4 separate regions of the Mus musculus genome follow, and all the other regions are linked to region 1. Evidence: chromatin loops called from intact Hi-C (ENCODE). Cell type or tissue: heart. All regions are shown on one strand. Region 1 holds the start of Utp15 (UTP15 small subunit processome component). Region 2 holds the start of Hexb (hexosaminidase B). Region 3 holds the start of Btf3 (basic transcription factor 3). Region 4 holds the start of Nsa2 (NSA2 ribosome biogenesis homolog).

What was found. Hi-C counts contacts between places; a loop is a spot of excess contacts. Peaks named below come from ENCODE experiments on the same cell type or tissue, not always from the same donor. Only the 100,000 strongest peaks of a DNase experiment are listed, where the experiment ranks them.
Region 2: a loop joins it to region 1, with 2.4 times the contacts of the local background. A loop is called at or near these places in 4 of 42 quality-filtered maps.
Region 3: a loop joins it to region 1, with 4 times the contacts of the local background. A loop is called at or near these places in 16 of 42 quality-filtered maps.
Region 4: a loop joins it to region 1, with 5 times the contacts of the local background. A loop is called at or near these places in 5 of 42 quality-filtered maps.

Annotation. Positions count from the first base shown.
Region 1 is chr13:98,258,865-98,266,864 of GRCm38, reverse strand. Utp15 (UTP15 small subunit processome component) reads left to right here and starts at 3,873. Exons shown (of 13, transcript NM_178918.3): 1 at 3,873-3,990; 2 at 5,895-6,066; 3 at 7,399-7,491; 4 at 7,576-7,760. The coding sequence starts at 5,977. It overlaps Ankra2 (ankyrin repeat, family A (RFXANK-like), 2), which reads right to left and starts at 3,789. Exons shown (of 8, transcript NM_001271388.1): 1 at 3,389-3,789; 2 at 333-714. The coding sequence starts at 618. In heart, no CTCF peak of the experiment used is centred here; a DNase peak (open chromatin) is centred at 3,784; H3K4me3 peaks cover 2,662 bases; H3K27ac peaks cover 1,905 bases.
Region 2 is chr13:97,194,754-97,202,753 of GRCm38, reverse strand. It overlaps Hexb (hexosaminidase B), which reads left to right and starts at 4,397. Exons shown (of 14, transcript NM_010422.2): 1 at 4,397-4,728. The coding sequence starts at 4,493. In heart, a CTCF peak has its summit at 4,541; DNase peaks (open chromatin) are centred at 4,373 and 5,894; H3K4me3 peaks cover 1,268 bases; H3K27ac peaks cover 876 bases.
Region 3 is chr13:98,310,785-98,318,784 of GRCm38, reverse strand. Btf3 (basic transcription factor 3) reads left to right here and starts at 1,818. Exons shown (of 6, transcript NM_145455.3): 1 at 1,818-2,160; 2 at 2,487-2,555; 3 at 5,033-5,146; 4 at 5,492-5,693; 5 at 7,748-7,804. The coding sequence starts at 2,035. Gm9828 (predicted gene 9828) reads right to left here and starts at 1,669. Exons shown (of 4, transcript NR_137279.1): 1 at 1,176-1,669. In heart, CTCF peaks have their summits at 1,551 and 1,754; a DNase peak (open chromatin) is centred at 1,784; H3K4me3 peaks cover 3,041 bases; H3K27ac peaks cover 1,772 bases.
Region 4 is chr13:97,134,857-97,142,856 of GRCm38, reverse strand. It overlaps Nsa2 (NSA2 ribosome biogenesis homolog), which reads left to right and starts at 4,931. Exons shown (of 6, transcript NM_021552.5): 1 at 4,931-5,102; 2 at 7,149-7,336; 3 at 7,413-7,563. The coding sequence starts at 5,100. It overlaps Gfm2 (G elongation factor, mitochondrial 2), which reads right to left and starts at 4,920. Exons shown (of 21, transcript NM_177266.5): 1 at 4,798-4,920; 2 at 847-930. The coding sequence starts at 909. In heart, no CTCF peak of the experiment used is centred here; a DNase peak (open chromatin) is centred at 4,946; H3K4me3 peaks cover 2,049 bases; H3K27ac peaks cover 1,257 bases.

The DNA.
Region 1 (8,000 bases):
AGATAGATAGATAGATAGATAGATAGGGTTTCACTATGAATCCCTGCATGGTCTGGAACTCACTAAGCCGATTAGGCTAGCCTTGAACTCACTGCCTCTGCCTCTCAAGTGCTGGGACTAACTAAAGGTATGTGTTACTACACCTGGCTTAGACAAGGGATATTTTAAAAAACCAACAGAAATTTAATATGGGTGTCTGTGAGACTCTAGAAAATCCCTTTAAAAGATGACTTTCAAGCTTTTCCTCAACTCTGAATCTCCTGATTCAAAGAAAACAGAATGGAGTCAGCCAAATGAAAGTGAATGTAGGGAGTTGTACCATAACTTTCAACCTTTAAATAAGACAGATGCCACCTCCAGGTCAGAGTTAACTTGATCTTGAATATTTTTACTATCCTCTTCATTTAAGGACTTCACGAATCGAGAACACACGTTCATATCAAATCGGTTTGGCAATATGAATTTCATCCCCATGGCGACGCCCTGGGCTGCTCCTTCATCTGGGTTTGGGTCTAGCTGGTGCTCTAGCTTGATGTCTGGCATCCCAGAGATATAGCTGCTGGGACACTCTTCCACGATCAGCTGGGCCCCAATGTCCAGATTTGCAGATGTAGCCATGGCTTTAATAATTAAAACACTTCTTCATGATTTCTTGTTTTTTTTTTTCTCAAAGGTGTTATCCAGTATTTTCCTGGAATTGGGATATTAAAATATCTGAAAGTAAAAAATTAGAAAATTTATGGTAGTATGTAACTTATATAAATGTACATACACAATCATTTTAACTCCACACCCAAACACTGCTCTTGTAAGCCTCCTAACAGGATGCACAGGATATTCAGGGGTAGGGGATCTGCCTGTGAACCAAGGCTTTGCCATTTGCTTATTAGCTGTGTGGTGTGTACAAGTTGCGGAGCCTGACAGAGTGTCCTGTGTAAAAAGGGATGCACACCGGGTGTGGTGGTGCACGCCTTTAATCCCAGCACTCGGGAGGCAGAGGCAGGCGGATTTCTGAGTTCGAGGCCAGCCTGGTCTACAGAGTGAGTTCCAGGACAGCCAGGGCTACACAGAGAAACCCTGTCTCAAAAACCAAAAAACAGACAAAAAGGATGCTGCCGCTTATGTACAGGGTCCTGGGAAAGGATGCAGGGAACACAGCACACCTCCAACACTGTCAAAACACATTTCAGTTAGTTTCTCCCCTTCTATAGTTGACTAGTGCCAAATATTTAAAGATCAGGCTACCAAAGAAAATAAACTTTTATGCTAAGACAGTAGGCCATTATTTGAGATTAATTTTTTTTGTTTTAAAAGTGAATCTCACCATTGCACGGTGAGATTTATTTTTTTAAATGCCATTTCTGTAAGTCTTCTCAATTTGAGCTGAGGTATAACCAACTTGTAGCCAGGTTGACCAGCACTGTTTTCTATCATACCCATGATTCAGACAGTGAAGCACTTTACAGACTTGTTTTAAAAATGAGCTATTACACTTATCTATTTTGTTCGCATGTATATGGGCACACATGGGCCACAGCATGCATGTAGAGGAGGATACATTTCAGGATCTGGGGTTTCCCATCTATTATGTGTGTCTCAGGAACTGAACTCAAGTCATCAGGCTGGGCAGCAAGTGGCTTTACCCACTGAGGCACCTCCCTGGCCCTACAAAATGTATTTTGTTAAGAATTAAAAGTATATTTATCAGTGTTTGTTCAGAGAAAGCATAAGCAACTTGTTGTAAGTTTTGATGAGAAATATGTAGATTATGGATTGGTGTCACAGGATATGTGACAGTCCCAAATACACAGTCACTTGAAAAAGGAAGAACTGAAGATCCAGTGAATTTTTGTTTTGACAGCATATTGCCCCTTTGGACACCTTGAAAGGGAACTGAGTGTGTGATGATCAGAACTGCCTGGAATTAGGAGAGAAACGAATCAGTAATGTATGACCACTGCAGCACTTTAAAACCATTTCAAAAGACTGATCCTGTTGAGTATGGTGGAGCACTAGAGAGCAGGAGAAATAGTCCTCCCCAGAAAGGAGCCCAGCAACTGGTCATGCAATACTAAGTAGTCATGCCCTGAAAACATACACACAAGAAACATTACACAAGCCAGGTGTGAGGGGCACACACCTTTAAGCTCTGCACTTGGAAGGCAGAGGCAGGCACATCTCTGGGAGTTTGAGGTCAGCCTGGTCTACACAGTAAGTTCTAGGACAGTTAGAGCTACTTAATAGAGAGACTTTATCTCAAAAACTTCTTTTTAAAAACCACTGGTCCTTATCACGGCCTTCTGAGTAGAATGGGTGAGTAACATTCATCTCAGTGGAAAAAGAAAGCTCCTGAATCCGGAGAAACATATGTTGCTCTATCAACTCCATCACTGAGGTCAGTAAGTAAGCAGCAATACAAGAATACAAAACTTCCAGGAGAGACATGAAGACACTACAGTCACACAAAGTATCACATAACAAAGTTGCTACATTTTGTCAGAAGGCCACAGGAACAGAAAGTTAGTTTATAGCACTCAATGGGAACTGTTTCTAAGGAAAGAACAATTTCTTCTAGGCACGTGTGGGTTGAGCCGCAACTCCACCCCCTCTCCTCCCCAGTTCTCCCAGGGGATGTCCAGTGCTATTCTCTTGAAAACTTCCTTTCAAGCTCCCATTAAAGGGGGAAAAAACTGCCAGATGGAGATCTTTTTTCTTTTGACACGAGGTCTTACTTATTTTGTAGCCTCGACTCTGACTCCGGAGTGCTGGGATTAAAGGTGTGTACCACCTCCCTCACCTGGTTTAAGATCACTCTTAGGAGCCACCGCACACAAAACCTACCTAGTGCCTCATATTTTCTGATCTTAATTTGGACAATTTTTTTTTTTACAGTTTCTTTCCCATATTTTCTAATTGGGTCTGATAATTTATTTTCAACACCAACTAATTCGATGTGCTAGACATGCAAATCACGAGTTTCCCGAGACTCAATCCTTCCTAAAATGGGGTTAAAATAGTCACCTCTTTGCGGACCCCTATAGAACAATAGGTTTCAATAGACGGAATTACCAGTCTTTGACCAGAGAACAGGAAAGGAAAAGGGAACGGTTATCTAGACTGGATTACAGAGATAAGCAAAGACTGTTGATTCGCCAAGACTTGAAGCACAAGGGAGGGAAAAAACGAAATGACAGAGATGGTGAGAAAGAGTTAAGAAAGAAAGGGTGGGTAGGCTCGCCAGCCAGACGCCTGGGAAGGGAGAGTATAATGCAAGCAGGGGGCACAGTCCCCAATGGAAGCTAATCACAGAGGCTTCGGGTTCTTCCTAATTCTTGAAATTGTCCTACAGTGGGGGCAAAGGTGCTATAAAAAACGAAAGGCGTCTCACGGGCGACAGGTGTCCGGGCGGGCGTTCCCGCTCTACGGCCGCGGGGTGACACCCGCTCCCGCTCCGACGCGGCGAGCGGATCCGGGGACAGGGGCCGGTCAGGCGGGTGGTACACGCGCCCTGAGCTCAGCGGGAGAGCGGCTCTGGCCTGGCCTAGCCAGATCGGTCCCGAGCCCCGGGCCTGCTTCGGGCCCAGACGTCACTTCCTATCTTTTATCTCCTCTGGAAAAAGCCCAGAGCGTTCGGTGAAGGCGAGACGACTCCCAGGGATCGCTTCTTGTTTCCCTAGCGCCCCGTAGCCCATCCTCTCGGAGAACCATGGATCGCCTCAGTTCCGGGTCATTGGAGAGCGGCCCGGGGCCCCGCCCAGGGCCCCGCCCACCAGGGCGCTTTCTTGTAGTTCTTTGGGTCGTAAACCTTCTGCGCCTGCGCTGCACGTCATCTTCCCGCGACGCGCCTCTGCGCCTCCGCGTTTCCGGCTCCTGGACTGTCCGCGTGATTTTGAGCGAGTGCTGCAGAGCGGTATGCTGTAGGGAGCTGGCGAAGTCTGGGGAGTCGTCCTGGGGATCGGTGCCTCGGTGGACCCTCGGGGCCCCGCGGAGGTAGGCGATGGCGGCTCCCGGTGGCGGCCCAGGCTCTGCTCAGTCCTCACTGTGATCTCTGACATCCTGGACGTCTGTTCTGGGGCTTCCCCCGGAGATCACTGAACTTATCTGCCTCCGCGATTTAATTTTGACCCAGGCTTTGCTCCTCTGTAGTCGCTCTCCTAGCCACCTCTGTCAGTCCCTGGAGCAATCTCTTCTCCAAGGCCAAGGACAGAATTCTGTTTTAGTGATTTGAGGATGGCTGGGTATTCGTCCCTCTCTGCACCTCCGCTCTGCTTCTTTTGTGCCCATCGTGCCACATTATGCTTAGAGACCCCGCTGAAATGACATTATGTCCAGGTAGAATTAAACATCTCCCTCTTACATGTTCTCAGTACCCTTCAGGGTTTATTTGATCACACCTTGTGTCGTAATGCCTGTTATTCCGTGAATCCCAGTTTCTTAGGTCCTGACTTGGTCCAGTGATTTTCCTAACATTCGTTTTCATAGCATCTCATTGCTTGTTCTGTCTTCCCTTGCACGTCCCCGCCAATGCTGTTCTTCATTTGTGTAACTTAGCAAGCCAGCGCTACTTCTCACTTCTTTCCTCGAAAACCTTTCATTTCTTGAAAAATAGACTTAGGAGGTACTATTCCTGGGACAGATCTATTCCGGTGCCTGTTTTTATCTAGTGAGCCAATAATGGTTTTTGCAGATAAACATACTGTCTTATGTACAGTGATTTGGCTTGAAACTAAATGAAATAGGCCTTGACCTCAAAGAATTGTATTTCCTTTCAACAACAACAAATGCGTTTGTGAGTACTAGTGAAAAAATTTCTTGCCATGTCATTAACTATAGAATATCTTCTGCTTTGTCGGTTGGTTGGCCAGACCTAAAATATTTACCATCTGGCCCTTGATAGTGTTTGAGAACACCTGTTGGAAGGCAGAGAGGGATTTCTGAGGGACAGAATGACTTCCTGTGCTGACCTTAAATAGGAAGTACGTAGTGAAAGGGCATTCCTGGTATGTTAAAGCAAAAGTGAGTGTGAAGTGAATGAACCTTGGTTTGCTCTGCTTCATCAAAATAGCAATTAGAATAAGTTAAACTGATTGCTTTGGTGCTGCTGATGTCGGCTGTGCAGGCTTTTCAGAGTGGACAGAGAGTATCGTCGATATAATCGTCCATCTGATACTCCCGACTGTCTTCAGTTGAATGCTTCTCGTGTTAAGAACTTAGATTCTTCTTCTCCTTCTTTTTTTCTTCTTCTGTCACTTTTAAGTTTCCTCTGTTTAGGTTTTCTTTCCTACAGTTTGAACCTTTCACGTTTAATTTTATGTCTGATGCCAGCACATTATCTCTAATTTCATCTTAAGCCTCTACACTTAAAGATTAACTTTGTTTTCCTTGCTTCTTTTGTCTTTTAGGAAGTCAGGTCAGTCTGTTGTGTTTCTAGTTCTGTATTCTTTCCTTTGACAAGAAAGTGAATGTTCCAGCCCTGCATGCTTTTCTGGTTTCAACTACTGGAAGGCTAAGTCTTATTTACTCTCAAGCATTGCCGCCTGCTCTGGGAGGTTTAAGGACATACATATGCAGCATATATGTGTGTGTGTGTGTGTGTGTGTGTGTGTGTGTGTGTATGTATGTATTATATATATATGTGTGTGTATGTATATATTATATATGTGTGTGTGTGTGTGTGTGTGTGTATGTAAATGTATATATGTATATAGATGGGCCAGTATGGTACCCCAGATCTCTATGCTTCAAGTGTCTCTTCCATGATTTCAATGAGATGGTTTATTGGTCATTAGTCTATAAAGTTCCACACAGCCTTTTGAAAGAAAGTAGAATGAAAATCATCCTTGCATAGGAAAGCTTATAAACAATCTGTGCTTTAAAATTTGTTCTTTTTCCAGGCCTGAGGCAGAGTCACTGAAGTTATTGTGAAATTAGTTCCAGACTCCTGACCCTAGGATAACAGCGCACTTATATGAAACCATGGCCGGCTATAAACCTGTAGCGATTCAAACATATCCTGTACTTGGTGAGAAGATCACCCAAGACACTCTGTACTGGAACAACTATAAGGTAAAGTATGAGAGGAAATGAGGGACGAGGGCATTTGAACAATTCTTACCCATTTATGTCAGTGTCTCCAGCTGTCAAAGTCCATACCACTTAATTATTTTGACCATGCAGCTGCTTAACACAGAACATGTATATAATGGCAAATGAAACTATAAAACTTAAATCTTATATGCAAGAGGATTTTCTTGTCTTTTCTACTCTGAAATTAGCTTCTCTGTACCTCCTAATGATGCTTGCAGTGACTCTTTTAAATATATATTGAAAACCTAGAAGGTAGAAAAAATTTGGGATTAGGAAGTTTGTGGAAAATGATACTTAATCAGACAATAAAAACCTAAGAAGAGACTGAGCGTCAGTCACCAGTTCAAACGGATGTAGCTCAGTTGGTGAGTGCTTGTCTGGTTGCATGAGGCGCTGAGTTCAGTCTCCAGCCTTGCACAAACCTGTCTAGTGGTGTATGCCTGTGATCCCCCCCACCCCCGCACACACACACACTTGGGAGGGAGGCAGAATGATAAGTGCAGGGTCATCCTTGGTTACTTTAACTCCAGTTCCGGAGGATCCAGTACCTTTTTTGGCCTCAGCAGGCATTTCACACCAGTGCACGTTTAGACAAGCAGATACACACATGAAATTTTAACAAAGAGCATAACATAAAACCAAATAAGATAACAGTTTAGATGACAGTTTGTTCTGGTATGGTGGCATAAATGAAAAAAGTTGAGAGAGGGAAATGACAGTAATTGACAACGTTTTTTTAAAAAACATATTGCTTTTGGCTTTGTACTCATAGCTTGAAACAAAACATACTTTCTCAAGTATTTGCTAAGACATATAGGAGTGTTTGTTGAATTATTAGATGTAATATTGAAATTCTTGAAAAATAAGCCCATTAGATGTGAATTGGCTCAGTTAAATTATAATATATCTTTATAAAAATGGATGGTAAATGTATTGCTTGTATGTAGCAATAAAGTGGGTTAGTAGCTGTAAAAATGGTGTAGACCTGTTTACATGGTCTGATCATCTTTTATTAACTTAGTCATAGGTAAATGATGCTGGTGTAGGCTTAGCTCTTTTTCTTGTTGGGATTCAGAGTACAGTCAGCAGCTTTGGCTTTCCAATTGCGCATTTTCTGTATTGTCAGCAGGGATCGTCTAGGGGAGGGTCATCAGGCTGAGTTTTGCTTCTCTCTTTCTCTTTCCCTCATATTTCTATGTAGTTACAGTGTACTAACTATTACTAAGAACTAAAGGAACTGCTCTGTAGGAAATGGCGTATGGTTTGCCTTTTTAACTCGGCCAATACTCTCTCTCTCTTTTTTTTATTAAGACCCCTGTTCAGATTAAGGAATTTGGTGCAGTGTCCAAAGTAGACTTTTCTCCTCAGCTTCCATATAACTATGCAGTCACAGCTTCTTCGAGAGTAAGTACAAAGGTTTATATCTTTGGTCTCATTACAGGATTTTCTGTTGAGCCATCTAGTGAAATCCTGGATTTTATCTTACAGATCCACATTTATGGCCGGTACTCTCAAGAGCCTGTAAAAACCTTTTCCCGTTTTAAGGACACAGCATATTGTGCGACTTTTCGACAGGATGGTCAGTTGCTCGTTGCTGGCAGTGAAGATGGTGTAGTTCAACTTTTTGATATAAATGGGAGGGCTCCCCTCAGGCAGTTTGAAGGCCACACAAAGTAAGTGTTTTTGTTTGGTTTTGTGATGTGTGTTGTTTTTCTGTTGAGAGTTCTGTCTGAATCCTTTTTATAAACACATATTAGTTGTGTGAAGATTCTATCTATGTGTACTTTTTATTTCTTGTTGTTCACAAAGAACTTAACCCTAGTTCTACCATCCAGTTCATAGAGCTTGTGACTTCGCTAAAATTGTGTGTTTTGATTTGTGATATCTCCCCCTAGATGAATTCAGTGTTCTAA
Region 2 (8,000 bases), 1.1 Mb after region 1:
TGGAAACTTGAGACTCACAAATACTATGTGATAATCAGTAATGTTCCAGGACAGAGACGTTATTAAAAGCAGCATCCTCATAGACACATGCTTTTAGGGCTACGCATGATGTCCTGATTGTTGGTGCTGGCAATTCTGAAGCTGGTATCTTCAGTGATAGCAGGCCTGTGAGCATGTCCTTGTGCGTCACACCAGATATTAAATCAATGATAATATTGACAAAATTCATTCCACTGGGCCACCTCACAGCCAGAAGAAATGTAAGCAAGCACCATTTACATTAAAACAAAACAAAGAAAAAAACCCCCATAACTGGCTACAACTCTGATGTGATAGCATTCGTGCTGGTTTCTGTTTGGCATAGTGACAACATGCTACACGATGTGCTACTAATACACCTTGGCCCACACATGTTGAGAGCTTCTCTGACCATCTCTAGGTTGTTCCACTGTTTGCCATCTGAGACAGGTGGTTGCTGTCAGTGTTATTAAAGCCATGGACAAAGAACTCGTGGCTCTTAAGTCCAATTAGACAGCTGTGGGTTATCCCTCAGATACTAATGTCATTATTGCACCTTGGAGTATATTTTGCCAAGATGGTTGCTGCTGTGGTTCACGGGTGAGTTGGACTTTGTTATCCTTGACTGGCAGGTTGCCTAGCACCCTCCAGTACTATGGTAGCTAGCTAGTCCTCCAGGAGGTTTTTGGGACAGCTCCAGCTCCACTCCTCCATAAAGTTTTTAAAGGCATTTAAAGGTGTTTGAAGACTAACAGCTACAACCGAAAGGTACAGGTACACAATCGAATGAGTCCTTGGATGCCTCAGAGTTCAGTAGAGAGGAGATTGATTGAGAAACCTGGGGTAAAGCAGGTACAGCTGTCACTAACATCGGAACAATTCACGGGCAGAATTGCCCAGAGATGGCAACTTCAGAAAGGGATGCCCAGCATTGGAATCCTAGTCAAGGATCCTCCAACTTTGGCCGGGCTTTCAGAATTGCTACAGAGAGCTTGGTGTTTTCCTATTTCCTTCTTGAAGTAGAATGTCCGTACTGGTCATTCTCTGCCCATTCGGCCATTTTATTTGGGGCGTGGGGAGAGGCCAAATAACTTGTTTGTAGATCATAGACTTTTAGCTGAAAAAGAAAGTTTGCTTTATCTGTACTTATACACACATACACACAATTGTATATTTATTAACTTTTTTTTTTGTATGTAACCCTGGCTGGTCTAGAACTCCCTATGTAAAGCAAACTGGCTTCAAAGTGAGAGAATTGCCTGGCTTTGCCTCCCAAGTCCTGGGACTAAAGGAATGCATAGCCACACTTAACCTGGTACACATACAGTTTTGGAAAGGGGAGCGAGAGCATTAGGTGGTTGTGTCTCATGATAGGTTCTAAGGCAGAGTCGCTCAGCTGCATTTTTTGAATTCCTGACTCACGAAGGCTGTGTGCTATGTATCATCTCATTACGACCTTGTCTTAGACTTATACAATAGATAACTGACAGGAAAGGTAACACATCCTCACGCTTATGGTAATTTCAACACTGTGAATAGACACGTTTATACAGGAAATGGAAAGAGTAATACGATCCTGAGGTTTGCTTTCATGGAAGAACTTGACTTTCAGCAAACACCATGACAGCTTTTACAAAGACTTTTCTGGCAGCTCTCTTTTGCACTGCTTGCTGTGCCTGTGTGGTTTGGGTTTGCCTGGATCCTCTTTTTCCTTGTGTAAATGAGGACCTGCTTGATGTTTTGCTAGGGCATGCACTTGAGAGAGCACATGGTGTTTGGAAAGGGTATGAGTATAACCCGACAGAGAGTGAATCACAACACTGTGTGGTATTGGTTCTCCTTGACGCCCTTTTACTGACCACCATTTGGGAGAGAAATGCGCCAACGAACTTTCTGGGAGGGTTCCAGACGCTTCTTGCAGCTTCAAGGACTCCAGCTAATTGGCAGAGCCTCTCCTTCCCCATCTTCCTTCCAGATCAAACTGCCATTGCTGTTTTGTGGATGGTGTTTTCGAGTGGATCGAGCTACCGCTGTGGATTCATGTGAACCGAACTGTTGCTATCCTGACAACACAGATCGGATTCGCTCCAAATAACTATTTCTAAAAAGGTCCACATCCTCCTTTGCCCTGTTAATCTTTCCTTTCTACTGACTCTGGTGGGTGGTAGGATAGAAGGGAGGTGGTTAAAGCTTTTTAAGTACACTTATTAGACAGAGTAGGTTTTCAAAAATACAAGCCGGGCTGGTGAGATGGCTCAGTGGGTAAGAGCACCCGACTGCTCTTCCGAAGGTCCAGAGTTCAAATCCCAGCAACCACATGGTGGCTCACAACCATCCGTAACGAGATCTGACTCCCTCTTCTGGTGTGTCTGAAGACAGCTACAGTGTACTTACTATAATAATAAATAAATAAATCTTTAAAAAAAAATACAAGCCTACACACACCTGCTCGCCTCTCCATGCTGCGTGCTGCTTATGGGCCTTCACTAGCTTTGTCCTAAAGGAGAAGCTGTGACATTGAGCTTCTTGACTGGGGTTGGGATTTTATTAGGATAGACATGCATTTTCCTGTAAGGAGCTGGCCCTGAGCCCTTGTTTACACCATGTGCTCTCTCAAGTGCATGCCCTAGCAAAACATCAAGCAGGTTCTCATTTACACAAGGAAAAAAGAGGATCCAGACAAACCCAAACCACACAGGCACAGCAAGCAGTGCAAAAGAGAGCTGCCAGAAAAGTCTTTGTAAACATCCAGTGTAGAAAATGAAGCTAGAAGAGGAAACCTGGATGGTAGTTCTAAGAGAGGGGAAGAGACAGGGGTCTGGTGATATCGATTGTGTCTAGATGTGTTTATCTCCAAATACTACATACAGAGGCCTGTCACAAATTACTGTGTAAGTTGCCCTCATTATAAGTGGAATATTATTATTCCTTCTTTTATTTATCTAGGGGTGGTTATACTAGATATAATTCGGGTTATATTTCTGTGCTCTTGTAGGATACAACCCAATTTTTGAACTACTTAGCAGTCTTCTTTTTTTTTAAAAAAATTTTTTTTTCCTGTGTGTGTATTAGTCAGGGTTCTTTAGAGTCACAGAACTTATAGAATGTCTCCAAATATTAAGGGAATTTACTGTGATGACTTACAGCCTGTAGTCCAACTAACCCAACAATGGTCAGCTGTGAATAGGAAGTCCAAGAGTCTAGTAGCTGCTCAGGCCCACGAGGCTCATTGTTTCAGCTGGTCTTCTGCAGAAGTAGGTTCTAACAGATGTGTTGGCAACTAAGTGCAAGCAGGCGAAGAATGAATCCTCCTTCTTCCAAAGTCCTTATGTAGGCCTCAGCAGAAGGTGTGGCCCAGATTATAAGGTAAATACCAACAGGCTTGGATCTGGGACTTGCTTTGTTCCAGGCTGACCTTGAACTCAAAGCTCTCCTTGCCTCATTCTCCTGGGATTAAAGGTGTGTCCTACCTAGCCTGGGCCTAAGCTTTTCATGGCCACTATGTCTCAAGATCTCTGTGTCAAGATCTAGGTCAGAATCTTGTGTCTCCCAGCCTCAAGATCTGGATCACAGGTGAGCCCTCTAATTCTAGATTGTAGTTCATTCCAGATATAGACAAGATGACAACCGGGAATAGCCCCCACAATGTGTATGGGTGTTTTATCTGTATGTACATCTGTGTACCACATGCGTGCCTGGTAACCTCAGAGGCCAGAAGGGTGAAGTATTCCCTGGGACTGGAGTTATTGGCAGTTGTGAGCCACCAAGTGGGTGCTGGAAATTGACCCCCCCCCCCGGTTCTTTTTGAGAACAGAGTTCTTAACTGCTGAGCCATCTCTCCAGCAATCTTCTAGCATCTATTTACTTACTAAGTTGCCTTCCTGTGATTAGACATACTGTAATCTCTGATTACACATATGCACGTTCGCCCTAGCTAATCGTTATAAAGGTCCTTGGAAAACTATACATCGACATTAATCTCCACTACAGAAATATTCTCTTTGTATCACTTTAATATTTATGTAGTCCATCGCGTCTATCCCAAGTTTTAAATGCTCCCCCTATCTATTTTTTTTTCCATGCATAAATTTTAACCTCCCATTACTTCCAAAGTCAACTCCTGGGAATTCTGACTCGGGAGGTTTTATCAATCAGAGTCCACCACCGTCAGATTTAGTGACAAAAACACTACCTGAAGAGTGGAGGAAGAGACAGGTCTTGCCTGTCAGTGGGCTGCACAAACAAGTTCCTCAGGCGTGACAGGCGTGAGCCACACCCCAGCATCCCGGCTAGAGCGCGACCGCCTCTGCACCGAGCCTGCCCCCAATTTCCGGGCCAATCCCCTCTCGGAGGCGGAGCCCGGGCGGGGAGCTCGGTCATCTGACTTGGTGACCCGGGCACGGATGCTTTCTTCCCAGCGACCCAGACTGGAAGGTTGGTCCAAAGACTGCCTAGCCAGACTCGCGGAGCAGTCATGCCGCAGTCCCCGCGTAGCGCCCCCGGGCTGCTGCTGCTGCAGGCGCTGGTGTCGCTAGTGTCGCTGGCCCTAGTGGCCCCGGCCCGACTGCAACCTGCGCTATGGCCCTTCCCGCGCTCGGTGCAGATGTTCCCGCGGCTGTTGTACATCTCCGCGGAGGACTTCAGCATCGACCACAGTCCCAATTCCACAGCGGGCCCTTCCTGCTCGCTGCTACAGGAGGCGTTTCGGCGGTGAGCAGCCCCACCCAGCGGGGAGGGGACCTTGGGCACAGAGAAGGATCGCCGGGCTACTTGGGTCTCACAGGACTGGAAGACAGCATGACTAGCCAGTCTAACTTAGGTCCAAACTTTGCAGACTGAAGCCCAAGACTTGACCTGTTCATGCTTCTTCTTTCGCGCCCTAGGTGCTCAGGGACCCTACTTAGGATGGGTTCCGAATAACAACGGCCGGGCGTGGTGGCGCACGCCTTTAATCCCAGCACTCGGGAGGCAGAGGCAGGTGGATTTCTGAGTTCGAGGCCAACCTGGTCTACAGAGTGAGTTCCAGGACAGCCAGGGCTATACAGAGAAACCCTGTCTCCAAAAACCAAAACAAAACAGAATAACAATGGAACCCGTGACTCTGCTGGAGTCAGTTTGTTGGGCCTCAGATGGGCAGTTGAGATGACTCCAAAGATAGGGAGGGAACAAGGTCCTAGCCTGCAGAGTGAACCTCCTCTGAGTGCATCCTTAGATACGGATCTTTTAAGGGCCCTAGGTATCCCCAGTGTCGCTTTCAGCTCCGTATGTGGCAACAATTCAGATATCTTTAGTCTCTTCAGTTTTTTTTTCGTTAAGTGTATATGACTGCATGAATTTATGTGTACCGCATGTGTGGAGATACCTGCAGATGCCCAGGGCATGAAATTTTGGAGTGAGCCCCTAATGCGGGTGCTGAGAGCCGAACCTGGGTCCTCTGTAAGAGAGTAAGAGTTCTAAACCTCTGAGCTCTGGGGTGGTAGTCAGGGGAATGGGGGAAACCTTAAGTTGAAACTTTATAGGAGACCTCCCCCTTCCGAGCTATGTTCCATACCTAATAATGTTAGGTATTCAAATGTTAGTCTTTCCAAATGGCCTTTCAAGTGGCTCTTAAGTAACATCTGCTTTTCTTCTTGTTTTCCCAACACTTGGCAGTAGTTGCTCTGTCTTCCTCTCTAATAGGTTTCCTAAAAACCCTTGCCTCATTTAGCACTTAACTGTCAAGCCGGGCATTCTCTGGGCACAGAGTGCCAGCCATAGGTAGGCACCCTTGCCAAGAACAGGGGCTGTGCTAACCTTATTGGTTGCAGGGTAGATTGTATTTGGGACGGTATTTGAATGGGATCCCCCCTCTGCCCTCTCGATTTGAGACCTGGGCGGAAGGGTCTGCCCCCTGGGAACTGTAATTTGGTGCTAGCTGTGTCGCCTGCTTTCACTTCTTCTCTGTGTCTGGTGCATATAGCTATAACTTGATTTTGCCTGCAGGACACCAAACAGCTGACCAGGGAATGCAAAACAAAGTTAAGGGTGGGTGTTTTAGGCTCTTTGCTGTGGAAGGTTCAGTGGAAGAGGCCCTGATGCAGCAGAAACAGCGGGGGTTCTCTGCCACAGAAAGGCTAATGCTTTGCTTATAATTTGCACAACTAAGAGGGTACTGTCACCCTATTTTGGAGGCCTGCTCTAAAAAGCCTTTGGAGTTGAATTGCTAATGGGCTGGAATGCTTTGTGGCCCACAGGTAGAGCGAAAAATGTACAACTAAAGTGCCTGGTAGTATTGGGGTATCCCGGATTGTAGCCCAGCTACTGGACTGAATAACGTCTGAAAAGCGGCTTGCTTGATTTAGAGCTGGCGGTCAGGCTGGATTTTCCTTTTGCCTTGCTTGAGCAGGCGAGTTACTTGTTAATGGATACAAAGTGACAAAGGCTTGAGTCAGCTAGGAGGTAGTTTGAAAACAGGCTTGCCATCTCACAATAAGACCTGGTCATTGTCACCTGGAGGATTTGTCCAACTAATGTGTGGCCAGTGTGGGAAGTAGCTAGTAATCGCACCTGGCGTTGTTTGGAAGCTGGTTGGGTTTTTCTGTTTGTTTGTTTGTTTTTCGAGACAGGGTTTCTCTGTGTAGCCCTGGCTGTCCTGGAACTCACTCTGTAGACCAGGCTGGCCTTGAACTCAGAAATCCACCTGCCTCTGCCTCCCAAGTGCTGGGATTAAAGGCGTGCGCCACCAACTGAAGCTGGTTGAATGCATTTGGCTGAGCATTCTAGGAGTGACTCTGGCAAGCATGGTAGGGTTGGAAGTCTCTGGAAATGCAGGAGAATTCAGGGAACCCCAGGTAATGAACATTCATACAAGCTGTTCAGAGTTCAGCGGCTTCTATCAGTAAGAGCCCAGGCCTCATCACAAACACGGCTTTCTGCAGGGATAGTTTGGCTGTTGAACATATGGCTACTTCCTCAGCCTCGGAAAAACTACTGAATAGTAGACACTGTTTTGGGTTTTGCTTTTGAGACAGATGTCATTGTGTAGCCCTTGGCTGGCCTCAAACTCATCATGTAGACCAGGATGACCTCCAACTCACAACAGCTTCTGTCTCCTTATGGTGAGATTAAAGGTGTGGACCACCACGCCTGACCTGGAGCTCTTGTTTTAAAAGGATAGCTTCATTTCTTTGGTTCCAGGAAGGCTAGCTAGCTAGCACCTAACTCAGACCTCAGATCTTAAAAACTAATTAGTGGTTCCTCCCCGACACTTACCCTCCCCAGGTTCTGCCCAGTACCAGGGGGGCCCTGCACACGCAAGCCAAAGCTGTTACCATTCGAGCCACACCCCTAGCTCCTTTTAAACTTTTTTAATTTTTAAAAATATTCTTTTATAGCTGGGCGGTGGTGGCAAGTGCCTTTGATCCCAGCACTTGGGAGGCAGGCGGATCTTTTAGTTCAGAGCCACATTTATCTCCAGATGAGTTACAGGGCAGGGCTGCACAGGGGAACCGTGTCTTGACAAACAAAAGACAGCAACAACAAAAATGACTTTATGTGTATGGATGTTTTGACCGGTTGTGTCTACATTCCATTTGTGTCCAATGCCTGTTAAGGCCAATCATAATTGGTTGTGAATCCCTGTGTGGGTGCTGGGAATTGAACCCAGATCCTCTGCGAGAGCAGCCAGTACTCTTAACCGCTGAGCTATCTCTCCAGTCCTCCCCCCCCCCCCCCCCCCCCCCGAGACAGGGTTTCTCTGTATAGCCCTGGCTGAACTCACTTTGTAGACCAGGCTGGCCTCGAACTCAGAAATCCCCCTGCCTCTGCCTCCGGAGTGCTGGGATTAAAGGCGTGCGCTACCATGCCCGGCTTCCAGTCCTAATTTTTAAAGCTTTCTTTCTTTCTTTCTTTCTTTCTTTCTTTCTTTCTTTCTTTCTCTTTCTTTCTTTCTTTCTTTCTTTCTTTTTTTCCTTTCTTTCTTTCTTTCTTTCTTTCTTTCTTTC
Region 3 (8,000 bases), 52 kb before region 1:
ATAAACATCGTCTTCCTTACAGTTTGGTGATTTTCAAAATCATACAAGTCTTCTATACCATGACAGAATAGGGGAAAAGAAACTAAGTCATATTTCTTGAATATAGGCCTAAAAGATGAGACAGGTATCAGTTACATATTGTAGAGTTTTATGTAAAAATTCAGAAAATATCATGATTAGGAAGTTTCACATACTTTCAGTGTAATATGAAGAGTAAAATATTCTACAGATAAACATTTCTTTAAAAAGAACTAGTTAGCCGGGCGTGGTGGTGCATGCCTTTAATCCCAGCACTTGGGAGGCAGAGGCAGGGGGATTTCTGAGTTCGAGGCCAGCCTGGTCTAAAGAGTGAGTTCCAGGACAGCCAGGGCTATACAGAGAAACCCTGTCTGGAAAAACAACAACAAAAAAAAAAAAAAAAAAAAAACAAAAACAAAAAGAACTAGTTTTACCTTTTATCCATCATATGTAACACAGTCATGTTTTATATATTTTCTGTAGCACTGAATTCTGTTGCCTCATCTCAGTTATTTGGAGAATGGTTAGGTACTTCATAGGGTAGACAACAAGCATGGTTTTCTGAGACAAACTTACTTGTTCGGATAAAAGAAACATTGTTGTTGTTTCAAGAAAAAGAACTTGTTACAATTTTCTACATAGCAACGTAGTTGTCTCTCCCGATTTTTTAAATGACTCATCGCTGTTGCAAGAAACTCTTGTGTAAAAAGGTTTCCAAGGGGAAAAAAAATTGATTTTAGCTAGAGTATTCATTTCGGCAACTTTTCTGGATAAATTGTATTCTCTAAAAATTCTAACACAACTTTCTCTTTGGAATATTCAAAAACATTTCGTAGCTAAGATTGGAAAAAGGCTTAAGCACACAGAATTTTCACTTAACCTCTTTTTCTTTTTCGTTTTTTAATCTTCATATAGGGATTTTCTAAGGTTATCTTAAAATTTGTCTGGGAATGGTGCTAGACGACTATAATCCCAGCATTGGACAGAGGGGCTCTGAGGCCGGAGAATAGCTGTGTGCTTCAGACTAGCCAGGATTACTTATCGAGACACTTTTTAAAACAACCATCAAATTATGCAACAACAACAAAAAACAAAAACAAAAAAACAAAAAAACGACAACCACAATTCGTGCTGGAGTTCGGCAAACTTTAACTCACAGCCACGTTTTTACCCCCAAGCACGCAGGCTCAAATTCATCTTGGAAGAATTCAAGGTAAAGTTTGCTCCATCGTGAATGCTTCATGGTCGAATCCATGACGATTCGAGATCAGGGAGTCGATGGTAGAGGTGTAGAAGGGTTAAGAGGTTACAAATCTTGTTACCCTGTTTCAACCTTGAATAAACCGAATTGCTGAAGGGTGGAGATCTGGAAAGCATTCCGAACATGCTTTCTAGACATTCTGAGTCGCGATTTCTACATCACCCAAGTCACTTAATTTTGGAAAGCAACATTAGCCTGGCTGATTTCGATAGTTTTTTATTTACACCCGGCATTGAGCAGACACTGCAGCCTACTGGACAAAGCTGGACGCCCTACGGGGTGGCCACAGGGCAGACTGATTTAACCACAGCTCTACAGGGAGCCTCACTGTCCGATCTATCCGCGGCCTTTCCCAGGACCGCGGACGGCGACCGCGGGTCCCAGCTCTCCGGTGCTGCTCCCGGCCCGCCGCTGGACGAAAGGAAAGAAACAGCCGCGGACCGGCCCCCGGCTGCGCATGCGCGGCGACGCCAACTCCGCTTCCTGAATTCTGGAGGAAGTGGCGTCGCGTTACTTCCGGCCTCCCTCTAGCTGCCATCTTGCGTCCCCGCGTGTGTGCGCCTTCTCTCAGCTGGTCTGCCCGAGACCCCCTGAGCGTGAACCTTAGTTCCCCGCGCGGCGCCATTTCCACTCCGACAAGGTACAGAAAAAAGGCCGTGGACGCCGGCGTGGGAGGAGACCGGGAGTTGGGGGTGGGGCGGGCGTTTCCCGGCAGGAGCGAGGCAGGGAGGGGACGGACGGAGCTGAGGAAAGCGATGCGACGGACGGGCGCTCCCACCCAGGCGGACTCTCGGGGGCGAGGGCGAGCCAGGGGCGGCTGGCCCGGGGCCGAAGCGACGCCCTCTCTCCCTCTCGGCGGAAGCCGAGGACGGGAGTCTCAGGTACCGCGAGGCCTGCGGAGAGTGGCCGGGCCGGGCAGGCCGTGGCGAGGCCTCGGCCCAGGCCGGGCAGGGCGGCGGGGAGCGGGGGATGCTCGGTCGCCGTGGGGCTGAGCCCGAGGCCGGGCCGGGCCGGGCGGGGGAGGGGCGAGGGGCCCTGTGCGCCCCGGCGAGCCTGGAGGGGTGAATTGGGGATCCAGGCCTCAGCCCGAGGGGGACGACGTTCTCCTGCGAGTGTAGCGGGAAATAACGAGCGTGGAATGCTGGAGGGGGGGCCCGGCCGTTCTTGTTCTTGGCTGAGGATTTTTTTTTTTCCTCTCTCTTTGTAGATGAAAGAAACAATCATGAACCAGGAGAAACTCGCCAAACTGCAGGCACAAGTGCGCATTGGTGGGAAAGTAAGTTTCTTTTTTTTTTTTCCTCCTTTCTTTTTCTCTCCTCTCTCTCTTCCAAAGTTCCGTTTGCATTTCTCACGTTGTTGGGTTTTTTGTTTTTTGTTTTTTTTGTTGTTGTTGTTGTTGTTTTTGGTTTGGTTGGTTGGTTTTTTGGGTTTTTTTTGTCACTTTGCTTGGCAGGGGACATTTCGCAAAGCTAGCAAATCCAAGGGAAATGAGACCAATACTAAGAGACAAGGAGGAGATAGATAGATAGATAGATAGTAGGGGTGAGGTCGGTCATCGAGTAGAGAAGAAAATAGCACTTAAAAACGGTGCCTTGCTTGCAAGAGGTTCAGGATTATGGCGCATATAAACAAATGTTACTGGATTTTATGAATGGGGGGGAAAGTATGTTCTCTGCCAAATCTTTGTGTACCGTGTACCCTTGACTTGTACAATGTTGGGGGTGGTTATTTTGTTACCTTTGAGTTGTCCTGAGATCCAACACATGTTTTGGTACATGCTAGAGGACCTCTCAACTCCCAAACTGCATTCCCACCCCATTTTTTTTAAAAGTAAGTTAACTGAAAGTATTGGCTTTTCCTGTTCTACTTAATGATTAGGTAATTTTATTATTATTATTATTATTATGAAGATCTTCTGCTCTTCTGCATTGCTTTCTGAACTAAATGCTCAACAGACTAATTGTCTTTTTTAGGGTATTTGAGGATACCTTCCTATTTAAATTCGTGAACAGTGTTAGGTTGGGAAATCCTACCTTAGCACATGTCTTTTGTTCCTCAACCTTTGTAATTATGCTACAGTGAGAGAATGCAAATGTGTTGGCAGGTTGGTTTCTCCAAGTGGATTCTGCTCTGAAAGAATTGAACTTGGTGTTGGTGCTGGGTCCACTCCAGATGAAGAGCTCCTTAGTTTCAAGTATCGAGTTAGCACATTCCTGGTGTTTAACAGGTTGAAGCATGGAGTCTCCGAGAAACCTGTGGAGCTTCCATAGTACAAGTTTATTACCTATTAAATTGTTCTAACTTTAACTTTTACTGAAGGTAAATCTTCAGTAGTCTTCTGAGAGATAAGGAAATGTGGAACGTAACATAACATAAGTTAGGAGAGTTGGCACCAGCAGTAAGCATCCTGTTTGCCTTTGCTGGCAATTGTAGTCTTCAGTTTGCACTCAGGACATTAACCTTAGATGCTTCTCGACCTTTTAATTTTAAGGCAGAAGCCTTCAGGTGCTAGGAAAAAGCTGGGCTTGTTTTCTTTCTTTTTAGTTTCTGGAGTGATGTGCTTGTGTGCAAGGTTGTTCCTCTTTAATTACTGGGTTTTATGTTTTAGCATCATCAATACATGGAAAATGAAAGCCTTCCAAGTCAGTCTCATAGGGATACTTTGTATCTAGTCTTTGTTAAGCTAAGACAATGTTTCCAGTTATAATATGGGAACATTTTTTCTGTACCTTTTAAGAAACTTTACTTATAGAATGAGTGAATGTAGCCTTAGAGAAAAGTAGTGTAAGATTCACATGCTGTTAGGTGAATATTATTCAAGACCCTTTTCAGTGTCTAATGGAAAAACTGACAATCTTTTAAGTTCTACATTTGTGAAATGTGTGAGATCTATAAGTGGTAGTCTGTATTTTATAATCTAAAATTTTCCTGGTTCTTATTGTTGTAAAAGTTTGTTTATAGTCTACATAAAGTTGGAAGTAACATAGCATGTCATGCATTTAGTGCAGAGTTGAGGAAAGACAGATTGGACGATGACTTGATAGGATTTTAAAATATGACTAACAATAAAATCTAGAAAAAATGGAGATGTTTGTGAAGTCCTTTTGTTGAGTGATTGAGAAGAGCCCTTTTCGAGGGGAGAAGAAATTTGCTGGGGAGGGGGGTGAGCAATGCAGGGAAGAGGGAGAGAGTTGAGAAAGGTCTAGTTGACTTACGAGAGCTCTGTGGGTTAAGAACTTTCTACTCTTGGCTATAATAGATATTTGTATACAGATTCATGAGTTGTTTGTATACTGTCTCATCTGTGAATATTAAGCTATTGATTTTTCTTTGAAAACAAGAGGTAAAGATGAGGCTTAGCTTAGGTTGAAACATGGCCTAAAAAGACTTAAAATGTCAGGGCTTGTGAAAGACTTTTTTGCACGTGGCAAACTGGTGCTTATGAAGAATTCCTATGTCATTCCTTACTTCCATCTTAGCCTGTCTTTTGAACTTCTTAGTTTGTGGGTTTGATAACTACCGTTAGTCTTTATTATGTATTTGTTTTTACTTGAAACCAGGTCTCAGTTGTTTTGCTCTGGTTTGCCTAGAACTCAGTAAGGTTAGCCAGGCTGACTTCATATTCAGAGATCCATCAGAGTGTGCCACCTTGTTACATCTGATTAACTGTCTTATACGGAAGCAAAGGTCTGAAAAGAATTGGAGAAGATCTGCTGCTGTGTCAATGTGTCGTTTCCCCTCTTGCTCCCATAGGGAACTGCTCGTAGGAAGAAGAAGGTGGTTCACAGAACGGCCACAGCAGACGATAAGAAACTGCAGTTCTCCTTAAAGAAGTTAGGGGTGAACAACATCTCTGGTATTGAAGAGGTACGTGCCAAAACGTGGTGTGACTGCAAAGTTTAATGGTCATGTATTAAGTAATTGTCGTGGCTCTGCTGTTAGCATTGTAGTTCATGCCCCATGCCCCATTAGATGTTTAGATGTTTGAATGTCTTGGGAGGTGTTCCTGCCCTATTAACTAAACAAATGATCAAGGATATTGTGAAGCCAGAAAGCTGTTCCTTTATACATTCCAGGGAAGTTGTCATCCGTGCTTCAGAGGGGAGGAAAGAACTGCACCACGTAGCCAGAATCCAGTTTTTGTTTAATAAAAACATTAATTTTAAAGGAATCTTTGGTATTCGTTACTTACAACAATTATTTTCTTTATAGGTGAACATGTTTACAAACCAAGGAACAGTGATCCATTTTAACAACCCTAAAGTTCAGGCATCCCTGGCAGCAAACACCTTCACCATTACAGGCCACGCTGAGACAAAGCAGCTGACAGAAATGCTTCCCAGCATCCTCAACCAGCTTGGTGCAGACAGCCTGACTAGTTTAAGGAGACTGGCTGAAGCTCTGCCCAAACAATGTGAGTATCCTTAGAGTCACTGTACTTGCTGGTTACTTAGCAAGCTATTTGTGTGATCTCAGGTTCAGAATTGGTAAGAATGTCTTTACATGTAGAAGGCCAACTTATATATCTAAAGAATTGTAGACGTTTAACTGCTTATGTGTGTTTTGTTTATAATGATGTGTCTAGTTTATCTGTGATTTAGTCTAGTTTATACTTGATTTAGTGGGTGTTTGTTTTCTACTAGCTTACTAGGTTTAAAACAAACTAAACCTTTTATTAGTTAGAAATGAAAAAACTGTCAATTTTGGGTTTTGCTGCTACTTAAAATTTAGGTGCTGATCAAGCTGGGCAAGGTGACTTACACACGTACTTTGAGAGACTGGACGAGGAAAATTACTGGGTTCAAGACCAACCTGAGCTATAGACATGCAGCCTCAGAAAAAGAATAAAACTAGCATTCCATCTCCTTATTTACAGTCTTTGTGTTTGGTGGCTTTTTAGACTCTTAACTGTTTTAAAACATACTCCATTATTGTTGATACAGATGATAGCTGCCGGTATTTCAGTGTTTCACCTTATAGGGATTTAGTTTAGTTGACTTATGTGTTGGACAAGCTGTGTTTTGGTTTGGTTTTTGTTGTAATGAGCACCATAACCAAAAGCAGCTTGAGGAGGAGGGCTTATTTTTATTTCACTGCATTTTACAGTCCATCATTAAGGAAAGCCAAGGCGGGAGTTTAAGACAGAAACTATGAAAGAGCATTTCTTATTGGCATGCTCCCAAGCTCACAATCAACTGCCTTTTATTTCTGAGATTATAATTACATTTCTCCTTTTCACCCCCTCCAAACCCCACCATGTATACCTCTTTGCTCTCTTTAAGTTAGTTAATGCTCCCTCAATTAATTGTTATTGCATGGTGGAGTGTATAAATGTTACTTGTATGTATGTGTTTAGGGCCTTCTTATCCCAGTCCAGCTTGCCCAGGAACAGCACTGGCCTACAGTGGGCAAGTTCCTCCTACATCAGTTAGCAATAAAGAAATGTGCCCACCCTCACCCAAAGCACACACATGCTACCAGGCTGATCTGACAGGCAATTTCTCATTTGAGGTTTCTTCTCCCCATGGGTGTCAGATTAATCAAGATTAGCCATCATAGCTGATATGACAACTTATGCTGGATGCTTAAAAAATTGACTAGGAATACAGAGGTTTGCAGTGGCTTGTTTTCCTCGGCTATCGTCAGACGCTGACTCATTTTATGCTTTTATTAAGGGAGGGGCATCAAGATGTTCTAGGCCATCTTGGACTTTGAGAGCTTAAATAGGGTTTTGAAATTTCCCCTGATGTCTGTGCGGGTTAGAGCTGTGTGTTCTCAGAGCTTGCTTCTTTCTGTTTAGTGAAAGTGCTCAAGGTATGATGGCCACTGGGGAGGCTGAAGTAGGAGCGTTACATACAAGTTGAAGAACTTTTATGTGTTGAAAGCCTGGGCAAATTAGACTGTCAACTCTTGGTGGTTTGTTTAAGTAAAAATAGGCCGGGTGGTAAGGCTCAGTGTGGTTCTTGTTTGTGTATTCGAGGCCCTGGGTCGGGGGAGGAGAAGGAGCAGTACAGTTGAGAGAGACTTTAAAGTTGGCTTTTGTGTGTGTTCTTCCTTCCTGGCTGTTTGAGATAGGTCTCCCTATATAGCCCTGGCTGTCCTAGAGTTTACCATAGTCTTGTCTTTGCATTCAAAGTTCTATGATTGATAGGTGAGTCACCGCGTTTAGCTTAATTTTTTAATGCTTTATTTCAGTAAATATATTTAGGAAAATGGCTGGCCTCTTCATTTGCCTCCCAAAACCTCCCGCAGTTTGGTGTGTGGTTTTATCCTGAGCGTTCCCTACTCTCACTGTTCTCTGTACCCAGAGGATGGTTTGTGCCCATCAAAAAGGTCTCCTTGCTGGTGCTATAGGTGAGACCTCAGATGTCACTTGACATGAGTGTAAGTTGTGCATTGTATTTCATGTGTTCTTTTGGTGGACATTTATTGATCTAAAGAAATGCGTTGGTTATTTCCATTTCACAGCTGTGGATGGAAAAGCACCCCTTGCTACTGGAGAGGATGATGATGATGAAGTTCCAGGTAAGAATCACTTCAAGGGAGAGAGATGAACCGACAGAAAACATTCCAGGGTGGTAGTTATAAGTTAGAACTGGTGAATGTGAGGACACAGGACAGGAACCTCACTTAGGAACTGAAGCTACCTTGAAACATAGTGGATTATGAAAAAGCATGGAGAAATTGAAATATCTTGAGATTTGATGTTCTAAAAATGTAA
Region 4 (8,000 bases), 1.1 Mb after region 1:
AGGCCAGCCTCCGCTACAGAACAAGAATCTCTATATACTTTTTCAGTGGAAATACACATTCCTCAAAATGCTGCTTAAGTAATTTTAAACTAGCAAAATGACCTGAGAGCCTCCTGACAAGGCCTGCATGGCCTGGGTCACAGGCTCTCCAAAGCTCCCTGCTGAGTTCCTGCTGGGGGAGAAGCAGCCCAGTGACACAAGGCAGCGTTCCACCTGAAGACTCATATTTGCAATGCATAATCAACGTAATAGGTAACAAAATACATAGAGATCTCGTGTTAGAATAAAGCTTACAGGGAAGATGCTATCATGAGACATGAGGCAAGTGTCAACCTGCCTCAGAAATTGGCTTCCAACAGCTCTACAGAAAGTTGTACCGCGACTATTTGAGAATGATGTTATCTCCTGACTTAACAGCACAGAACGTTACTTCACGGGTATTTCAACCTATAGACACACACACACACACACACACACACACAGAATGAGAGAGAGAGAGACAGAGAGAGACAGAGAGACAGAGAGAGAGACAGAGAGAGAAAGAGAGAGACAGAGAGAGAGAGGCACACTCTTAGTTAGCAGTGTAAGGGTGAGCATGAAGTACTGCCATTTTTGGAAGAGAGAAAAAACTCCAGCCTCTTCCAAAACACCATTTTTATTACCTCATGAGAACAGCATTTCATTTTGTCAGATGCTCTTTTTATTGCTAAGAAAATCTTTTAAGTTGCATTTCCAATTAAATTAAGGTAGTCTGAGCAAACCAAATTTGGAATGATGAGCTGTATACGAAGTCTCTGGTTATAAATAACTAGTCAAAATACAGCCATTTTGGTAAGAAACACTTACATTAAGGTGCACACTGAACGTTCTCTGATGATTCACTGCAAAAATCCTCCATTTGGTGAACATCGTGGTCCTCTAAAACGTTCTCTGTGAAAAAAAAAGAGACAAACAAAATAAAAAAAAAAAAGTAAGTCAGTAAGGCACACATAAGAAATAGAATTTGCCGAGCAGCGGTGGTGCACGCCTTTAATCCCAGCACTTGGGAGGCAGAGGCAGGCTGATTTCTGAGTTCGAGGCCAGCCTGGTCTACAGAGTGAGTTCCAGGACAGCCAGGGCTATACAGAGAAACCCTATCTTAAAACACCCCCCCCCACACACACACACAAAAAGGAAGTAACTTACTTAATAATTTTACCTACCAAAACCACAATGCATCATGAAAAAGTAAAACTTTAGCCAGGGCTACACAGAAAAACCCTGTCTCAAAAAAACAAAAAAATAGAAAAAGTAAAACTGTATTAAATGAAGTGCACAGTTCTTACTTAAGCTTAAACTGTCCCCCTTTTTTAAAAAAGGCATCTTAATTCTTAGAGAAAGATATGAAGGGCTGAGAGTTTGGCAGATGCCTATAATCCCTGCACTTGGGAAGCAGAGAGTGGAGGGTTGCCAAATTTTAGGTCACCTGGACTACATACATAGACTCAGTTCAAAGAAAAACCAAACCAACCAAACAAAACTTCAAGATATAATTAAAGTACATTTATTGAAATTAAAAAAAAACTACACAGAAATATACTTAAGGTAAATATTTAGAATTAAGTATGATAGATATCTCACGAAACTTGGTAGTTTCTCATCAACAACAAAACTTATCTATTCTGATTTTTGAACAATAAATATGTGAAAATAAAATACATAAAAGCTATATGAAAGCAAGCTGCCTGCGCCTGTGAATACAGAAGCCTTTACTTTGCAAACACTTACTAAGCCTGAGGGGTAGCCTTTGCTTACGCTGTCAAGGGCCTGGGTTTGACCTCCGCACCACAGCAGGCCCTTAGACCCACATTTACCAAGTCTTCCCTGGACGTAAAGTACGAGGTCAAAGGTGTGAGAAAATGATCTGCCTAGGTCACGGGAGGCAATGCTAAATCAGTTATGCAGAATTTTCATACTACGTGATTGAGGCCACCAAGATGGCTTAAAAGGTAAAGGCTCTTGCGGCCAAGTTTGACAATCTCGACTTGATCCCTGGGACACACAGGGTGAAGACAACCAACTGTCATAAGTTGTCCTCTGACTTCTATGCACAAATGCATGTGTTTTCACACTGGTAGTCAAGCAAACAAATAAACAAATGAAATACACTTAGTCATGTTAATAGTTTAATACATTAAAAAAAGATGTGACACATAAGAACAGTCATAAAATGTACTCCTATGTAAGCAGAATTTAAGATGTTACTGTAATCAGCCTGCCATGGTGGCACACACCTTTAATCCCAGCACTTGGGAGGCACAGGCAGTCGGATTTCTGAGTTGGAAGCCAACCTGGCCTACAGAGTGAGTTCCAGAATAGTTAGGACTACACAGAAAAACCCTGTCTTGAGGAAAAACAATGTTGCTGAGACATAACATAGAAAAGGGGATCTGTCAGCACCCAGTGGAAACGGCCTTAAATTAGGTTCCTACTGTTGTACTAATTCTATCTTCCCTCCCTAAAAGATGATGTTTCTAGATTGTATCCCAAATGTATTGTCTACATACAATATTTATCATGTACTGATGTCTCCGAAATAACACACTTCATTTCGAATTTGTATCACATGTAACATTTCTGCAAAAGTATGATGTATGCCTTAGGTAAAATGTTCTTAACACAGCCTTTAACTACGACTTTTGCTTCTCCTCTTTATGCTCAATGGAAGATCTCAAGCTGCTAATCTTATTTTTATTACAAAGCTTATTTCAGGCACAAGGAATTGTAAAAGATTTAAAACTTTTTTATGCACATGTGTCCCTATGAATGTATACCGTGTGTGTGAGGGTGACTGTAGTGACAGCTGGGAAAAGAGAAGGAATCAAGCCAGGTAGTGCGAGACTTTAATCCCAGCACTTGGGAGGCAGAGGCAGGCGGATTTCTGAGTTTGAGGCAAGCCTGGTCTACAGAGTGAGTTCCAGGATAGCCAAGGCTACACAGAGAAACCCTGTCTCGAAAAACAAACAAACAAACAAACAAAAGAGAGAGAGAGAAGGAATCAGACTCAGCTAAAGGGATTTCTTAATCCGGAAGCTGATTAAATACGTGTGCTCTGAAAACCCATCGAGACAAACGCCTATAGTACATCTATTTCCTGTCTGGATGAGTCTTTAAATATATCTATGTTTTACTACTAGAAGATTGCTGCTGGACTCTCGGGTCTTCTGAAATCTTGGATACATCACTAGAAATCTCAGTTTCCGTCTTTCATCTATGACAGCACAGGTCTGAATGAGAATTAAACCCACATATTTAATAAAAAGTGTGTCTAAAATTGCTTTTGGAGTATTTGAACTAAAGCAGTGAACAACAACAACGACTGTGCTCACACAGACTCTAGCCAACTCAAGGGCTACTAGGGGGAGGGGCTGAAATATACAACATCCTACTGTCATCGATGTTGCAGAAAGGAAGGGAAATGGAGCAGTTATGGTGTCAAGGGAGGCTTCACTAAAACTGTGAAATTAAAACTAAAAAAAAAACTAAAGTAGGTAAGGGAGTCAATGTGGGAAGAGGGAGCATACTCTAGCTTGAGAAATTGCGTAATTTACTGCACCTGAAAATACACGAATGCTAATCAGCGCTAGCTCTGATTTAAACAAACAAACAAACAAAAACATTATACTATGGGGACTTAAATGATAGTTTGAAGCCCAGCGGTTGTGGTGCACATCTTTAATTTCAGCACTCTGGAGGCAGAGGCAGGCGGACCTTTGTTGAGTTTGAGGCCAGTCTTGTTTGCGAAGCAAGTTCCAGGACAGCCAGCTCTACACAGGGAAACACTATCTCGAAAACATCAAAAAAGGAAGGGATGTTTAAAAAAAAAAAAAAAAGCAACAGCTTGACTCCAAGTGCTAGGGCTTCTTGAGATGTACTTTTCAATTTTGGTAGTTCCAAATTGGAGCTAGTGAACTTCTGTGACTACAGTACAAGGATAAAACTGGGGACTGACGAGATGGCTCAGAGGTTAAGTTTGGCTGCCCTTCTAGAGGACCAGGTTCAATTCCCAGCAACCACTAGCCCCCCCAACCATCTTTTATGATTCAACACCCTGTTCTGGCCTCGGAGGGCACCAGGTACGCACTACACATTTAAAAAAAAAAATAATAAGGGCTGGTGAGATGGCTCAGTGGGTAAGAGCACCCGACTGCTCTTCCGAAGGTCAGGAGTTCAAATCCCAGCAACCACATGGTGGCTCACAACCATCCGATCACGATATCTGACTCCCTCTTCTGGAGTGTCTGAAGACAGCTACAGTGTACTTACATATAATAAATAAATAAATCTTAAAAAAAAAATAATAATAATAAGGTGGAAAAACCACACAGATTTCTAAAAGGTAAAAACTGCCCTTAATTACACAGGATTTCTCAAGAGCTTAGGGGGAAAGTCCTGGGCGTCCACAAAAACCAAGTACCTTTTGCTTTCCTGGCCTGGCCAGTAGTTTTATTTTCCATATAACATATCTCAACCAATTGTGCATCCGCTAGCAACAGGAGAGACAGAAACAGACTAACAAATCAGTCGCCCTCCATAATGGATGAAGCAACACGTCCGTGACCCGGCAGACGGGGCCCGGAGGCCGGGGAGTGCTCGTCTGGAACCCGCTGTCAGTAGCAGCTACGAGGTCAGCAGTGGCAGACCAGCAAGACCGCGGCACGCACAGGGCGCCTGGCTGGTTCTGCTAGTGTCCGCCGGGGAGTAAGAGAGGAACCGGCAACACGGTACCACATCCCACCACCTCAGACACCCTCATACCCGCAGAAGGAACCCGCGGATCTCCCAGCTTACAAAAGCTCCATAAGCACCTTCCGCCCTCTAAGCAGTTCCGGTGGCGTCTCAGCTAAAATTCTCCTGCTGTCAATTTCCGCCCATCTGCCTAGGAACGGAAAGACGTCACGGAACTGCTGTGCGGCGCTTGCGCTCCACTCGGCCTTCTTAAAGGACTACCCTTTCCCGTCCTGGGCTGAACGAGGCAGGCTCGTGGACCAGTGACATCCAGAAATTAAGAGTTTTTTGAGACCCGGGAGGTCGCGGACCGGTGCTCCGCGGCTGTCATCATGGTAAGGAGGCCTCCTCGGACGCGGGCGACGAAGGGCCTGGGGTTAGCGTGGTTGGGCTGTCGGGGAGAGAGGACCGTGGTAGGCGGAACTGAGATGCCTTGGCGTGAGATGCAGCTTCTGGACCCGGAACACAAATCTTGGGATGAGACAAGAGTTCACTATAAAAGTCCTGATCTTGCTACCGTGGCGTCAGTGCCAACCTAATGGAATGCAGTTGAGACTTGTGATAATAACTTTATAGTCGCATCACACCGTTTTAATGCTCAGTATACTATATTCTTTGCAAAAAGCCAAACAGCGAATGAGTTGCGGAACAAAACATTCTCTTTATATATGAATTACCAGACCTGCCATTCTCATTATACTGGATGTTTCTCTTCAAAGTGGAATGCCATAAACCTTCTTTGTAGTTGCTGCAAAGTTTATGTGATAGCAGTTGAAAACAACACCCATAAGGGTTTTGTTACCTAGTTTTAATCTCTGAGCTGGGTTTTGTGCCTGTTTGTTTATTAGGTTGGTTGGTTTTGAGGGTTCAAATCTAACTAGATGCTGACTACAGTTTCATTGTTAACAATGAAACAATTTAAAACACAAATGGGATCCCATATAGTACTGACAACATGCAAAATAATACACCAACTTTGGAAGATAACACAGCAGTAGACAGTTTCCAAGCAAAGGTCTGAATTCATCTATATTTATTACAACTTTATTCCTAATCACCAATGGAAAAAAATGAACAGTCCAGATATACATCATATGGTAAATGGATAAAGAAATGAGTTTATATCCACACACTGGGATATGGCCAAGTGCTATAAAGTACTTAAGAGCTGGTAGACATAAATGGATATATTCTAGTTAAAAAAAGCCAGATGCAAAAGGATGTGTGTCCTGTAGATTCTACTCACTGGGCAGAGTAAACCATACAAATATAAGGTTGAAGATGGGAAAAGAAGACCTTAGAGTAGCACAAAGGAACATTCTGGGGTGGAAAAATCAATATGCCATCTTGAATATAATGGATACAGAAATTTATGATTGGGCAGGAATTACAACTACACACCCACAACTAAAATTGGCAAATCTTGTTTTATGTAAATTGTGTTTTAGAAAAATAACATTCTTTTTTTTTTTTTTTTTTTTTGGTTTTTCGAGACAGGGTTTCTCTTTTAGCTCTGGCTGTCCTGGAACTCACTCTGTAGACCAGGCTGGCCTCGAACTCAGAAATCCGCCTGCCTCTGCCTCCCGAGTGCTGGGATTAAAGGCGTGCGCCACCACGTCCGATTGAAAAATAACATTCTTTTTGGTTTTTCGAGACAGGGTTTCTCTGTGTAGCCCTGGCTGTCCTGGAACTCACTCTGTAGACCAGGCTGGCCTCCAACTCAGAAATCCGCCTGCCTCTGCCTCCCAAGTGCTGGGATTAAAGGTGTGTGCCACCACTGCCCGGCAAAATAACATTTTCTAATTTAAAAAGACCTGAAAGTAATTTACCTTATTATCTAAAGTAAAAAAAAAAGCATTAAATCCTGTAGTAATCTTATGTTTTTAGTAGATTTTGAATAAATACCTTCATTAAATAGTAGCTTTCCCTGAGAGTCATGCAGGTGTAAGCACATGAATACTGTCCAAGATAAAAATATATTTCACTTCATCATATTAAAGTCTTCGAATAGGGCTGGAAAGATGGCTCAGCGGTAAGAGCACTGACTGCTCCTCTGAAGGTCCTGAGTTCAAATGTCAGCAACCGCATGGTGGCTCACGACCACCTGTAATGAGATCTGATGCCTTCTTCTGATGCTTATGTATAATAATGAATAAATCTTTGGGCCAGAGCGAGCAGGGACTGAGCGAGTGGGGCTGACCCAGAGCAAGTAGAGGTCCTAAAAATTCAATTCCCAACAACCACCTGAAGGCTCACGACCATCTGTACTGCTACAGTGTATTCACATACATAAAACAAATAAATAAATCCTTTAAAAAAATCTTAAAATAATCGTGTCAATACTTGAAAAAATTAAAGTAACATTTCTTGAATTATTACAGCCACAAAATGAATATATTGAATTGCACCGCAAACGATACGGATATCGTTTGGACTACCATGAGAAAAAGAGAAAGAAAGAAGGTCGGGAGGCCCATGAACGTTCAAAGAAGGCAAAAAAAATGATTGGCCTGAAGGCTAAGCTCTACCATAAACAGCGCCATGCCGAGAAAATACAAATGAAAAAGACGTAAGTGGGCCCATCTACATAGCATACTCGGGTAATAATTACTGTGCACATTCTGAACCTCTGGGCTTTCTCGTAGTATTAAGATGCATGAGAAGAGAAACACCAAGCAGAAGGATGATGAGAAGACGCCGCAGGGAGCAGTCCCTGCCTATCTGCTGGACAGAGAGGGCCAGTCGAGAGCAAAAGTCCTTTCTAACATGATTAAGCAGAAACGGAAAGAAAAGGCGGTAAGTAATTTTTTCACGAGAGAAATATCTAAATTTGAGGGTCACGATTTGCCTCCAGTTTAATTTGAAACATTAAGGGCAACTATTAGTTCCATTATTGGGATACTGAAAGTCTTAGAATGTTTTTGTGAATCTTTTTATTTCTATTTTGATGAGGATTTAAGACTTGCTTATTTTTATGTGTGTTTGCCTATGTGTATTTATGACAGCACACGGTGCCAACAAAGGCTAGAAGAGGATGTCTGTTCCCCTGGAACTGAAATTATTTGCTAATGAGCTACTGTGTGGGAGTTGGGACCTGAACACAAGTGGTCTAAAGAACAGCAAGTGCTCTTAGCAGCTATCTCCAGCCTAATTTTGTAAATTTAGTTTGATAGAAACTTGCTGTCTTATCGCCAAGGTTGGTGTATCCTGGTGGAAAGAATTTTAGAATTTAA